Regions from separate parts of the Homo sapiens genome. Here region 1 is linked to region 2. A link is a contact called in ENCODE Hi-C or POLR2A ChIA-PET data. All regions are on one chromosome and are shown on one strand. The core of a region is the stretch at or near the end of the contact, and the rest is flanking DNA. Distances in the headings are between cores, read along the strand shown.

The links. Hi-C counts contacts between places; a loop is a spot of excess contacts on that map. ChIA-PET counts read pairs that join two places held with the same protein, here RNA polymerase II (POLR2A). Pooled maps may share reads with other maps.
Region 1: a pooled map shows a loop between it and region 2 (9-fold over the local background). The contact joins two enhancer-like sites. A Hi-C loop is called at or near these places in 3 of 50 pooled maps. POLR2A ChIA-PET finds 5 or more read pairs at or near these places in 2 of 52 experiments (Panc1 and activated naive CD4-positive, alpha-beta T cell).

The regions. Positions count from the first base shown.
Region 1 is chr6:37,866,543-37,869,855 of GRCh38, reverse strand. All of the region lies in intron 1 of ZFAND3 (zinc finger AN1-type containing 3), which reads right to left. Among named protein-coding and RNA genes, the nearest start is that of ZFAND3, 48 kb to the right of the region's middle. RefSeq lists silencers at 1,584-1,653, 2,597-2,797. Within about 2 kb of position 1,940, at least 4 of the 41 ENCODE cell types and tissues checked have a DNase peak (open chromatin) inside an H3K27ac peak, as active enhancers do.
Region 2 is chr6:37,512,526-37,516,107 of GRCh38, reverse strand. All of the region lies in intron 1 of LINC02520 (long intergenic non-protein coding RNA 2520), which reads right to left. Among named protein-coding and RNA genes, the nearest start is that of LINC02520, 7.0 kb to the right of the region's middle. RefSeq lists enhancers at 1-785, 2,056-2,657, 2,658-3,259. Within about 2 kb of position 1,612, at least 3 of the 41 ENCODE cell types and tissues checked have a DNase peak (open chromatin) inside an H3K27ac peak, as active enhancers do.

The DNA.
Region 1 (3,313 bases), core at 691-3,190, 350 kb before region 2:
AGGCAAGAGTTAATTTTTTTTTTTTTTAAGATTAACAAAATCAAGACTGGGTGCAGTAGCTCACATCTATAATACCAGCACTTTGTGAGGCAAGGCAGGAGAATCACTAGAGGCCAGGAGTTCGAGGCCAGCCTGGGCAACAAAGTGAGACCCCCAACTCTACAAAAAAAAATTTTTTTAATAGCCAGGCACAATGGTGTGCGCCTGTAGTCCCAGCTACTCAGGAGTGTGAGGTGTGAGGATTGCCTGAGCCCAGGAGTTGGAGGTTACAGTGAGCTATGACCACATCACTGCACTTAAGCCTGGGTGACAGCAAGACCCTATCTCAAAAAAAAAAAAAAATTAACAAACTTGATAAATACAGATTAACCAATATCATGAATGAAAGACAAAATAACGGCCAGGCACGGTGGCTGACGCCTGTAATCCCAGCACTTTGGGGGCCCAGGTACGTGGATCACCTGAGGTCAGGAGTTCGAGACCAGCCTGGCCAACATGGTGAAACCCCATCTCTACTAAAAATACAGAAACTAGCCAGGCGTGGTGCGCCTGTAATCCCAGCTACTCGGGAGGCTGAGGTAGGAGAATCACTTGAACTCGGGAGGTGGAGGTTGCAGCAGTGAGCCAAGATCGTGCCACTGCACTCCAGCCTGGATGATAGAGCGAGACTCCATCTCAAAAAATAAATAAATAAAGACAAAATCACTACAGACCATACATATATTATTAAATGAACGATACAATGAACTTTATGCCAAAAAAATCTGACAACTTAGGCAAAATGGACATATTCCATGAGAAATATAACTTATCAAAATTGACATACTATAGACTAAAAAATCCTAATAGCCCTAACTCTACTAACTGAATTTGTTATCAAATGCGAATATTCACACAAACCAAACCACAGGTTCAAATGGCAAATTCTCTCAAACATTTAAGGAATAACTAACATCAATTGAACACTTCCAGAAAAATAGACGAATATTTAACAACTGATTTTGAGGCAAGCATAACACCTCATATCAAATTGTGACAAAGAAAACATGAGCACGTATGCAAAAATCTTTAACAAAATACTGCACTAACAAATGGAGTCTAGTAATATATTTAAAAATGATTCATCATGACCAAGTGACGTTTATCACAGGAATGTAAGGTTGTTAAAACAACTCATCAACACCCACACCATAATACTGCAGGAGAGATCTTTCACAAAAATCTCATCACATTCCTCACTTTCTCAAAACTCTTTGGCTTGGTTTTTGGCTTCCTATAACCACATACAAGACAGAAACCTTAACACAGCATGTAATGCTCCTTTCACAACCCCAGCCCCGCGCTACAGTCACATCTCTAGGTAGTACCCTCCACTATGTACCCCATATTCCCACTACAATGGCCATGTCCTCTGCCCAAGATATACCACTCCCCTCCCTCCCTCTATCACAAATGCCAAAGCTCCATCTTGTTCCAGTTTCTCTGAAAGTTTTCCTAACTTTATCAGGTTGATTTCATTACTCCTCTCTCTACACTCCCACTGCATCTTTTGTAACCCTCAATCACAACAGATATTACCATTTCTTTGTTTTTCTTTCTATTCAACTATCACTCCTACAGGGCAGGGAATGCCCCATTAACAGAATAAAGAAGAAAAACCATATCATCATTTCAAAAGATGCAGTAAAAGCATTTGACACATGTCAATACACATTTATGAAGGAAAAAACTCATCAAATTAAGAATTAAAGGAAATTTCAATCTAGTAAAGACATCTAAGAAAAATTTAACAATTAACATCATTCTTAACTTTCAAGTAGCAGGTGTCAACATTTACATTAGCTTATTTATCTCTCACTGGTCTTAACAACCACCCTGTTTAAATGTGAAACAAAAAGAAAAAAGGAGGAAGTTATTGTCCCCTGGTATAATAGCAACTCTCGGTCAAAAATATTAAATCATATACTCAAGTAAGAAAGCCAAGGCAAGAATCCAGTCTTTCACCCAAAGTACTTTTTCACTATAGTACACTATCTCTAATATTCAGGTTCATGTCACAATGGACAATTAGTCCCTCCTACAAAGCATACTTTGGGAACTTTATCAAAGACTGAGTACTGGTTCTTATTGTGACAATTCTCAACATTTTCTAGCAATGCCACTAGTTTAGGTAACTATGGCGAATAGGCAGTAAAATATGCAAACAGTTATTATATTTCATTAGCTGATCAAAAAAAATTGGACAAGTACCACTAATGTGGAATGAAAAATTTTTAAACCCACATTAAGGACCCATACAACAACCTCAAATCCCCTTTCCTTAAATAGGGGTGCCACAGAGAGGAAAGGGCATAATCATTGGTCTGCTCCTTCCCTTTACTAGTCTAAAATGCAGCAGATGCAGCAGAAAAATTGGTAATTTGAAGATGTATTTCTAATTCGCTACCTGTCAGCAGCAAGCTTAGGACCACAGCTCCTTAACAGAGAAACCAGAGTGACATGGCCACTTCTGAGTTTCTGTCTGTGATTCATATGAATTTTTCACGCACGAAAATATAAATGTTGCCTTCACATCATTCCTTCTGTGATTCACCACAGCAAGCAAGTTCCACAATGAGGTTAGATCTGCTTCTTTACTGCACAACATGCACTTCACTTTAAAGCACACAGGGAAATCCAAGTTTCTTCAAATAATGCTTACAGAACTACAAAAAAAGATAGGAAGGATTTTTCTTCTTTAAACTAGCTTTGCCACTCAACCGCCTATAGGCCAATCATTACTATGCATTCTCTTTTGTATCCTTTTGGGTCCCCTAAAGGTGAACATTTGACTTTGAGTCATCATCTGTCTGAGACAAGACATTAAACAATTCAGACAAAATAAGCCTTCTCCACAAATGGAGTTGCCTTCTGTGTGAGCATCCCAGGTCCTTAGTAAAGCAGTCCGTATGTTTCATGACAACACAGTGCCCTTTACAGACAAATTCCTAAAAGGCTTCGTGAAGTTCTTACCTGACCTTACCACTGTTGAAAGTCAGTGACCACAGAGCTATCTCTCACTGACATTTACAGTGATTGAAGTAAAAATAAGAACCTCTTTTCTTTAAGTGACACAGAAAATTCAAAGGTCACTGGATAATACACTACACCAAGTACAGTGCACCAGTATCTCAGATACTTCTACACTCAAAATGTCTTTTTCAACAATCTTTGGGAGTGTCCTGTGAAAACCACTGGGTAACCTAATTTTTAATCAAGCAGTCAACAAAACAGCCTTAACATGACTACTTTCTGGATAAGCCAATATTTTAAT
Region 2 (3,582 bases), core at 363-2,862:
ACTTCAATACCAACAGACTTAAGGGACAAGAAAACAGCTCAGGTAAAGGCTTGGAAGCTCAGGAGGGAAGTGACCTGTCTTGTGAGGCGACGGAGATCAGTCTGCTCAGGGCCTTCTGATGCTAGGCTGTCGCTAGGCCCATGACCCGCAGGCTCTCCCCCACCGGGTGGGCACGAATGGTGCCCAGCAGCTGGGGAAGCAGGCCTCTCAAGCGTCACCCTGCTGCATCCCATATCTCATGCTGCTGATGAGCCAGGGTCCACACTTTCTTTTCCAGCCCACAGGGAGGGGGCTCATCAGGCTGCTAGAGCTCTCAGCAAACACTGCAGAAAGAAGGGAGGATGCTGCCGGGCATGGTGGCTCACGCCTGTAATCCCAGCACTGTGAGAGGCCAAGGCAGGCAGAACACTTGAGCCCAGGAGTTCGAGACCAGTCTGGTCAACAAGGCAAAACCCCGTCTCTACTAAAAATACAAAAATTAGCCGGGCTTGGTGGTGTGCACTATAGTCCCAGCTACCCGGGAGGCTGAGGCAGGAGAATTGCTTGAACCTGGGAGGCAGAGGTTGCAGTGAGCTGAGATCGTGCCATGGCACTCTAGCCTGGGCAACAGAGTGAGACTCTATCTCAAAAAAAAAAAAAAAAAAAAAAGCAAGGGAAGATGCCAGCCAGCCCCAAACACCCCAGGACGCTTGGAGAATTCTGGCCATGAAACTCACCTGCTGGGAAACTCTGGTGACCCACTAGGCCCACAGAACATTGTCAAGACCTTTGAGAACATTCTAACGTTCCTCCACAGAGTCTAGCAGTCATTGGTATATGCTGTGTCCCAAAGCACCTTTGAGGAAGGTGTCAGGTGGTGACACTGAGGAAGACAGATATGGTTCCTGCCTTCCCGGAGTTGCAGTGAGGGAATCCGGGCTCTCAGATTCACAAGGCGGAGTGTGGTTTTGCTGGGCCTGGAAGGCTATGGTGCATCTCATGGGCTGGGGCAGCAACTCATTGCAGGTGGTGGGGAGGGAGAGAGAGAAGGAAGCCAGCCTGCTGGGGGTTGTCTGGGCAAACAGAAACCTCTCCCTCTCCCGCCTCCAGGCTGGCCGGGAGAAAGGCGCAGCCCCAGGCCCTGAGTCTGCCTCCCAGGCTGCCTGCCCTAGGGCACTGCTCATTAATTACCACAGTGCCGCCAAGATAGCCCTGGCCTGGACTCAGTCCCACACCAATTGCCATGTGAGAGGAAAAGAACTGGAATTTGGGGAAAATGACAGAGAAAAAAGAGATCGGCTTCAAGGGAACAGGCCCTGAGTGTAACTTTCTTTCTGGCCCTGGGGAAGACAAGAAGCTGCACAATGTGGATTGGAGCACAGGTCCTGGGGCAAGTCCTGGCTCTCCTCTACATGCTGTGTGGCTTTGGGTGAGTCACTTGACCTCTCTGTGCTTCAGTGTCCTTGTTTGTAAAATGAAAGTAAAGACAATACCAGTGTTCACAAGGCTGTTGTGAGGATTAAATGAGTGAATGCATATTCAGTGCTTAGAGCTGCTCCCAGCACATACGAAGAGCTATATACGTGTGACTCATGATTACTCTCAGCGAACAAGGTGGCTGGGCCTCCCCAGGGAGGCAGGCACTCTGGGCTGGACCACTTCAGCCTTGTAGGGATGGGCTAAGAGGAGTGAGAAGAAAAGACAGTGAGGGAGGTAGCCCTGGAGCTACAGGCAGCCCCACCTCCTGGATGAACAATGGAAGAAAAGGGAACCCACTGGTCCCAGATCGGTGTGCAGTGTGACACGGCCACATGCACCTTTTACATGTGTATACACTCATATAATCACCATGCAGATCAAGATAATGTTCCCATCACCCCAGAGTGCTCCTTCAGGGCACTGGCCTTTGAACATGGTGTTCCTCAAAGCAGGAAAAATACACCCCCACGGGGCATGAAAGAATCTATTGGGGGCAGAAGAAATGGAATAGAACTTCCACTTCTATCTATTTTACCACATGCTTTTCAACGCCCCTTTTTCTGTATACTTTATAATGCACATATTAGCACAATTGCACATTTAGAATTTACTAATAAATAAGTGTACATTTGCTAGGGATACACGCTGAGTATCTCCTGCTTACCCTTGGTTCTTCACCTCCTCCACCCTGCTCTGAGGCTGCCCTGCGTGGTCCCCATCACTCGGGCTCCCTGCCCGCAGGTGTCAGGTAGGATTTGGCTAAGGGGAGGCTCGGGAGATCAGAGGACACTGGCAAAGTGCAGTTGGGGAATTGATTCCACCGCTCCATCCCTGCAGGGCACTGCAGGCAACTCTTTCCTGGAAGCTGCTTACAAGTTGACTCTCTCCTTCCAAATTTGGCTCAGCACCCCCTCCCCTCGTGGTGGTCACAGCCCTGCGGCAGCCAGCCCCTGCTTACTGCACTGTCCCTCCCGGCTCCCCTGCACTCGCACCTTTATAAAGAGTCCTTTGTGAAGAAATCTGCTCGTATTACCCTAATTTAAAAGTGGCATCTGTCTCCTGCTGAGACCCTGACCTGATACGCAGCACATCCTCAAAAATATTCTACCCACTGGGGTGTGTGATCCAAGTATTTGGAGATGACTGTTAGTGCACTGGATGGTCCCCATTGGTGGTTCAGGGGGCTTCCCCTTCCCAAGGGAGAAGTGGAAGGAGCCGCCTTCAGCGTTTGCGCTCAGTTCCATGCTGGGAAGCAGCAAGCACCAAGATGGTTAGCGGAGTTTACTGAGCTCCTGCCTGTACCTCGCCAAGGGGTGCCTCCATTCCAGGAGAAGGATGCCCAGGAAGTGGCGGCAGTGCCCTCCTACCCACAGAGCCTGCTGTCTCAGTCCCTGTTTCCTGTCTGGGGATTCGGCTCTTCCTCAAGGGGCCAGCACTGGATTCATGCAGGGTGCTGGTAGCACCGTGATGGCAGCCTCACCCTGAGTAACGTGAGGAGACTTGAATAAAGGGTCTCTACAAAGATGGAGGCAGGGTTTAAGGAAACCAACATGGGGAGCCTCAGAACCTTAGGGCTAGCAAGAGTGGGGAGCCCCCTCTGAGAGTAGCTGCATGAGAGCAGCTGCAAGCAGGGTCAGAGGGACACAGCCACCCTGTGGTGACCTTGCGGGGAGGGAGCTGGGGTAATAAATTCCCTGTCCTCAGTCTCCTCCCTTCCTCCAAACCCAGCTGCAAGCCAGAGGACAAGGGAGCCCTTGGATGCAGAGAAGTCAGCATTCCAGGCCAAGAAGGAGGGGGAGCCAGGTGTGGAAAGGGGAGTACACGTCGGACGGGACAAAGGGAAGTTTTCCTGGATGCACTGCAAATGACCTCTGTGCCACAAAGGCCTGGCCCCTACCCACAGGGCTGCTCAGGTGCTCACGGATAACCACATCCCACCTCCACACAACTTCCCTACAGGAATGAGAGCAGAGGGACTGAGCAGTGAGGAAAGGCGGGAGGAGGCTGGAGGAGTGAGCTTCGGAGGATCAAGGTGTGCTTGGAATGTCAGATGAAGAAGTCTGAACTTTCCCCGCAGGCAGAGCCGTGTAAAGCAGACGAGCAGTGTTCTGGCTAAAGCCAGGC